2 separate regions of the Mus musculus genome follow, and region 2 is linked to region 1. The links are chromatin contacts, found by Hi-C in ENCODE. All regions are on one chromosome and are shown on one strand. Each heading gives the region's core, a stretch centred on a gene start or an enhancer-like site at or near the end of the contact. The rest is flanking DNA. Distances are from core to core; before and after follow the strand shown.

Region 1 (3,297 bases), core at 576-3,075:
ACTTTTATTAAACTCTTGCTTTTTTTTCTTTCTTCCTGCTTTTTAAAAACATATTTTCTTTATATTTTCTATATAGAACATCAGAAGCTCATATGTCATCGTGGTTTCAAATATTCATGATGTTGGGGATGTTTTAGACTCTTTCAGATGGAAAATGTATTTCTCGAGAATTTTGCTATTATCTCTTGGGGCCTGGAAGACTTTTTTCCTCCCAGCTTCATCAATTGTTTTTGATTCTGTGCATTCTATATTGCATAGCTATTGCATCTGCCAAATTATTCCTCTAATCTTCAATTCATGTCTCATTATTCTGCTTTCTGGGAACAGGGTTGATTTTCTCTTTTTTTGCATCCCTCTAGTAGATTTTGAAGGCGTTCTTGTTTGTTTTGATTTTCATGGTAAGGTTTCTCTGTGTAGTTCTGACTGCCCTAGAACTCTACAGATCAGGCTGGCCTAGAACTCACAGAGATATGCCTGCCTCTGCCCCTCCCACCCCAGCGCAGCACTGGCCTTAAAGGCATGGGCCACAACCACCTACCATTTTAATTGTATATGTATATATTTTCTTATTAAAGTTCAGTCTTATTTATTTGTGATGATATTGAGGATATACAAGATTCACAAATTGGGCTAAGAACCCGGAGAACACTTCTCAATGTGAAATTTGTTTTGGTTTGATAAAAAATGGTCGCAACTGTGTGTTCAACATGCGGTGAAACATAATTATATAACTATCCTGTCTTTATTTTCCCCATTAATTAGTTCTTTTATTCACTTTGCATCCTGATCACAGCCACACGTCCTCCCAGTTCCCACCGCAAATTGCCCCTCCACCCCACCTCCCATTCTCCTCTGTGGAGACTCCCCCCCATACCAACCCCCCCTGGCACATCAAGTCAATACCTACACATTCTTACACTTAATTCTCAGGTGTCTCTATCTTGGCTGCATTCACTTTATTCTGCAGCATCCAAACTCCTCATTGTCTCCTGTACTACCATACCTCCTGTTTTCTCTGTCCTTTTGGCGGTCTCCTTTGGTTCCCTTATTGTGGTGCCAAAGAGAGTTCCTGGAGGTAGTGAGAATAAAAGGCCTTTGTCCACTTCTCCTTGGCCAACCAAGACTTTGATTTATTCTCATTTTCTACAGTGAAGATGATAGAAAAGTTAACGTTCATGAGCTTCCTTAGAATTTTTGAACAGAAAAGCAGCGTTTTTTTTTTTTTTTTTTTTTTTAGTGTGTTTTTCTTCTAAGGGATTTGGAAGAGTTTCGTAGGCTTTTTCATCTTTGTTAGAGTTTCTTTTGTAACCAGGGAGAAAGAGGTAGGTCATTTTGCATCAGTTTTGCAAGGAAAGCATCCAAGTAGAAGTACCACCATGACTTCCAGTGGCATTCAGCTTCAGTGTGGTTACATTCACGGGGCTTGCCATTTATTTGTGCCCATCAGCTGGTTTCTTAACCCTTTGAATGCCAGCACCCACTAATCTTGAGCCAAGGGTGTAAGAGCCTGCGCTTCTGGGTTTCTGAGAGGCCCTGAGATTTGTCAGTCTGCTAACAGCTCAGATGTCTTTCTCCCCAGACGCCCAGTTCCTCCAGCACCAATGAGGTGCCTGGTGTGGGATTTCTGAGGGAGTGTCACTGGGGACAGGCTGCTGCTAATCAGGTGCAAATTGGCAGAAGCTCAGGAGGGACCAGGCCCCAGTGGATGGCTCTGACATTTTCAGAGAAAGCTGGCTGTAGGCTGGAACTGGTGACTCCTCACCTCTTGGCCTGGCCTGATTCCTGGCTGGGAGGCCTGACACAGGGCTAGAAGGGCTGCTCTGGGCTCACACAGCCTCACCCTCGGAGCTCCTGCCAGCTGGCTGGTTTGGCTGGCTGGTTTTCTTTGCAAGAGGGAGAGGCCTTGATCAGTCATGGGGCTTTCCCAGTAAGTGCAGAAACAACCAGGAGGACCTCCAGCCCCCTCCCCCGAGACACCTTCACTGCAGTAGGCACACCAGTTGGTTAAGAGGGTAGGGATTGGTGGCTGAAAATCCAATATGAAAGGAGTTTCTTCCCGAAAGTGTGCCCATTTCCCATGAGACTCACTGTTTAGCACCTGAGTTCCCTTGTCAGCTGTCAGCTGCTCTTTTGACTTCTGTAGGAATTTTCACTTGAGGTTGTCCTTACCCAAGCAGTGAGTGGGAGGAGCTAGGAGCTATGCTGTGGTGGAAAGATGAGGCAGTAGGACGTGAAGTGTTGTGCAGGTGGTTAATTCTGTGGTTCCTGGTTTGTCTGGAAAAGCATGCTTCCTGAGACTTTCCTGGATATAGGCTGTGACCATTGGGAGAGTCTCTAAATTTACTTCAGCATCTCTCCTCCCCTCCCCTCCCCTCCGTTCCCCTCCTCTCCTCTCCTTCTCTTTCCTTTTCAAAGATAACTTATTTAATTTTAACCACTGAGCCGTTTCTCCAGCTCTGCATTACTATCTTCTCTTCTATTGTCTTTGTTTCCTTTAACTTCTAAAGAATGTGTAGCCTCATCCTCAAGGATAATAGAAACAACTGAAATACGGGCCCTGACTTAAAAACATTCAGGCATGTACATGTATGATATGATCTACGATACACAACTGATGCCTATGCCCACACACTGCCAGCTGTTTCGTATTACTGATAGCCGTCTTGGTGTCTCAAATGTTTGCCTGTCTCACACCATCAGTGACCTTGTTTCAGAGCGTGAGAACCATATAGACATTGTGCACACTTTTCATTACAAGGATGAGTCAGTGGGAGAGTATTTTGAGAAAATGACAGACTACTAAGCAACAAACCCTCTAAGACAAACTTCAGAACAAACTTCTGGCTCAAAAGCAACTGGGCAACTTAGAATAAAAGAATACAGACAGATATGTAAACAGCACAGATTTACACATGGTGAGAATGCTGTTAAAGCTGTGTGAAAAGCGTCAGGAGACAGCAGAGGAGGGTGCAGTGGTCCTCAAGACCAAGAGGGTAAGAGAGTTCTTTGCAGCAGAGGTGATGCTCAACAGATTGTTGAAGATTTATCATATGGGTAGTCAGGGTGATAGCATAGTCATGGGGGTGGGAGAAAGCATCATGCATTCCAGAACAAAGTTGTCCACGATACTAACATGTAGGAGCCTGAGTGTCTGGCAGGCTGTGGGCCTTGCAATGGACCAGGACAGATGATGGATGCTTGCCACACAGAATGTGGACACTATCTTTCTGATAAAAGAGTGTTGCGGTGGGCTGTGTGAAGAGCTGATAATTTGTTAAACCACAAGGCTGGGCTGTA
Region 2 (3,105 bases), core at 366-2,865, 160 kb before region 1:
CTGTCTCGAAAAACAAAAACAAAAAAATGTGTGGCTGTGCAGTGGTGGTGCTCACCTTTAATCCCAGCACTCGGAAGGCAGAGGCAGGAGGGTCTCTGAGTTTGAGACCAGCCAGGTCTACAGAGTGAGTTCCAGAATATCCAGGGCTATACTGAGAAACCCTGTCTCAAACATAGATGGATGGAAAGATAGGTAGATAGATAGATAGATAGATAGATAGATAGATAGAAAGAATAAAAAGAAAGGTCTGTATTTAAATATTAAAATAGTCTCAAAAGATCCTAGGCTAGACAAGCAGACTCATTTTACATGAAAAATAAAAGTTGCTTAAAGACAGTGTAAAGTTCTGAGACTTCTGTCTTCACACAGCAAAACCACGCTCTGAAGAAGACAAAACTCTCTGTAGACCTGATACCTGACTGTCCCCTTGTAAGAACCACCTGGAACCACAGCCCTGTATGTAAAATGGTTAAACTATAGCCAACTAAGGCTGTTTCCATAAAAGGAAACCTCAAAAGGGAAGAAGAAAAATCACATTGGGGGAAAATGCTATAGAGCAGGCCTTTTCTTCTCTAAGGGGGTCAAAGGCTTAGATCTCTTTCCCAACACTCACTTTGGGGTGCATCTTGCAGCCATTAAAACACTTATTTTCCCCTAAGCCCCACTTCATCCACGACACTCAGGAGAGTATCCGTTACCTCTTTGACCAGTATCTGGAATAGTACCCACCTGGCCATCCTCTCATTTTTTTGCCTGGTACTCCATTGGGAATAAAAGATCTGTGAAGCAGGCACTAGTGGCATAACCGTGCAGTCCCTCCCAGCTCTCCGGAGGTGAGGCAGAGGGATCAGGAGTTCAAGCTCAGCCTTAGCTGCACAGTGCAGTTGAGGACAGCCTGGGCTACAGGTAACCTTGTCTCAAAAACAAAACAACAAAATCCTATGAATTTAAAAAAAAAAATTAGCCCTCTGATTTAGGACTTGGAAACGTGTGGCAAGATTGGCTAATGTCTGTTTAATAAAGGCCATAAAACTACATAAAAAGCTAGCAATGAATGTGTGCTAGAACTGTGATAATTCAGATTTCTGCTCACGTGCGCATTTTCATATATGTGGTGCATTCTTTTAAATCCAGACAGACTCACGCGACCTAAACTAATTTGAAATGTAGACAGCGCTTCAATCCGCTTGGTTTCTCTGAGGAAATAAACTCGCGAAACAAACCTCCTTTAAGCGGAGACTCTTAGGGAGGACACTGGGCGCGCACGCCCTCTCTTATAAAAATGTATTCTTGTCGCTATTTGATTGGTTGGCTCCTCCAGGTCTCCCTAGCTCATTGATCTATGTTTCAGTCGATCATTTCTAGACCCTAGCACCCTATTGGTCCATTGCGACGCTCCGGCAGGAGGCGTTCCCCAGTGACGTAAAAGACCCTCTCCGCCCACATTCCGAGGACTAGGCGGAGACTTCGCGCGACTCTCCCTCTGGGGGAGGGACATGGATGAGAAAGGGACTTTTGATACGGTATAGATGGCAAGACGGGCGTTCGATTGGTCACTGGCCTGGAAGGAGGTGGGGTCGCCTCTGGATCCAGGGGCAGAGCTCAAGAGCCCAAGGGAGTCTCAAAGTTTGTCTGGAGCCCTAGTGGGGAGTGGGCTTGTTGCGCGAGGACTTTCTTGGGATGAGCGCTGCCTTTTTGCCTTCCTTTTGGATGCACAGCCCGATTTAACCCCTGCACCTTCCGCCCGATCCCAGCAGGCTTGTCCTCCCCGGGGAGTCACAGATTTCCGAGGACAAGGGTCGCGTAGCCTTCGGCAGGGCTCTCCCGAGTTCCTGCTCCAGTGCATAAGTTCCACGCGCGCACACGCCAAGTACACGGGGAGAAGCGTCTCACCGGCCCGCGGCGGCTCTGCGCGGTCCCCTCCTGCCTCAGCATCCTCGGCCCTGCGCGGCGCCCACCGCCATGGAGGTGCTGGAGAGCGGGGAGCAGAGCGTCCTGCAGTGGGACCGCAAGCTGAGCGAGCTGTCAGAGCCCGGAGAGACTGAGGCCCTCATGTACCACACGGTGAGGACCCGTGGTCCGGGCAAAGGGAGTCGGGGGTGAGGAGAAAAGCGGGTTTTGTCACCAGCTGGGTCCTGGGAGGCAGCGTTTGGGGAAGGGCATGACTATATTAAGAGGTCTGGGGATGGGAGTTTTCTTCTATGAACACATTAAGGTGCACAGCTGGAGCCTTTAAACTTTCTTCCGAATAAGTGACCCTTTGTATTCCAAAGCAGTTTATAGTGTTTTCCTGTCGGTAGCTCCATTTCCTATTGCTAACGGTACAGCAATGCTGGGAAGCGACGTGTTTTGAGAATAATACCTCCGCCCAGTTATATTGATTTTTTTTTTAAAATGGTAAGGTTTGTAAAAAAACACACACAATACACACACATCCAAAATTTGGACAAGCTAATGTAGTATAGTCATCCCATATGTTTTTTGTCCCCATCCCATCCAGTTTCTTTACTTTCTTGTTTATAGCTTTAAAATGTTCGTGTTAAAAGCCTTCCTTCACCGCACGGGAAGGCGGCCGCCTCACTTGGCTGCTTCATCTGCACAGCCTCGAACTGCTTCCTCCCTTTTTCAGGGGAAAATCTGAGGCAACTGCATGTTTCAGAGAGGCTCTGGGGGAGAGGTAGGACAGCTCACCAGTTCCTTCCCCGCAGAGACCTCTTTGGAGACTCAACTGTCAGAAGCGTGAATCATTTAAAGATGTCACTTTCAGCTTTTTGCAAGAGAAAATCTTGTTTGTGATAGCCAGTGCTGGTAATGTGGCTTTGTTCAGAACTCTTAGAAGTTGAGAGGGAGGGGTGGGGGTGGGGGGCACTGAGGGACTGCTGAGGGACTGAGGTAAGGACAGGCTTGGCTGCATTTCTGTCTTAGTGCTGTTAATGGGGTCAGTACCAGGATATTTGAAACTTTTGCAAAACGGCCTGCAGGCTCCACCTCTTTGGCCTTTGCCACTGGCTGACTGTATTTTGGGAAAAGGGATGGGGCCTCCTGCTGCTTCCCACCAAAGCATTTGTGGTAGCTGAGAAGGTCTGGTTAAAAAAAGAAGCCATG

The links. Hi-C counts contacts between places; a loop is a spot of excess contacts on that map.
Region 2: a loop to region 1 is called in a map of adrenal gland, with 3 times the contacts of the local background. The contact joins the promoter of Creb3l2 here to the enhancer-like site in region 1. A Hi-C loop is called at or near these places in 1 of 37 maps with a recorded cell type or tissue (adrenal gland).

The regions. Positions count from the first base shown.
Region 1 is chr6:37,275,844-37,279,140 of GRCm38, reverse strand. The region is part of intron 1 of Dgki (diacylglycerol kinase, iota); the gene reads left to right. Among named protein-coding and RNA genes, the nearest start is that of Dgki, 22 kb to the left of the region's middle. Within about 2 kb of position 1,825, at least 1 of the 3 ENCODE cell types and tissues checked has a DNase peak (open chromatin) inside an H3K27ac peak, as active enhancers do.
Region 2 is chr6:37,440,658-37,443,762 of GRCm38, reverse strand. It overlaps Creb3l2 (cAMP responsive element binding protein 3-like 2), which reads left to right and starts at 1,615. Exons shown (of 12, transcript NM_178661.4): 1 at 1,615-2,064. The coding sequence starts at 1,963. Gm33318 (predicted gene, 33318) reads right to left here and starts at 1,253. Exons shown (of 3, transcript NR_166917.1): 1 at 730-1,253.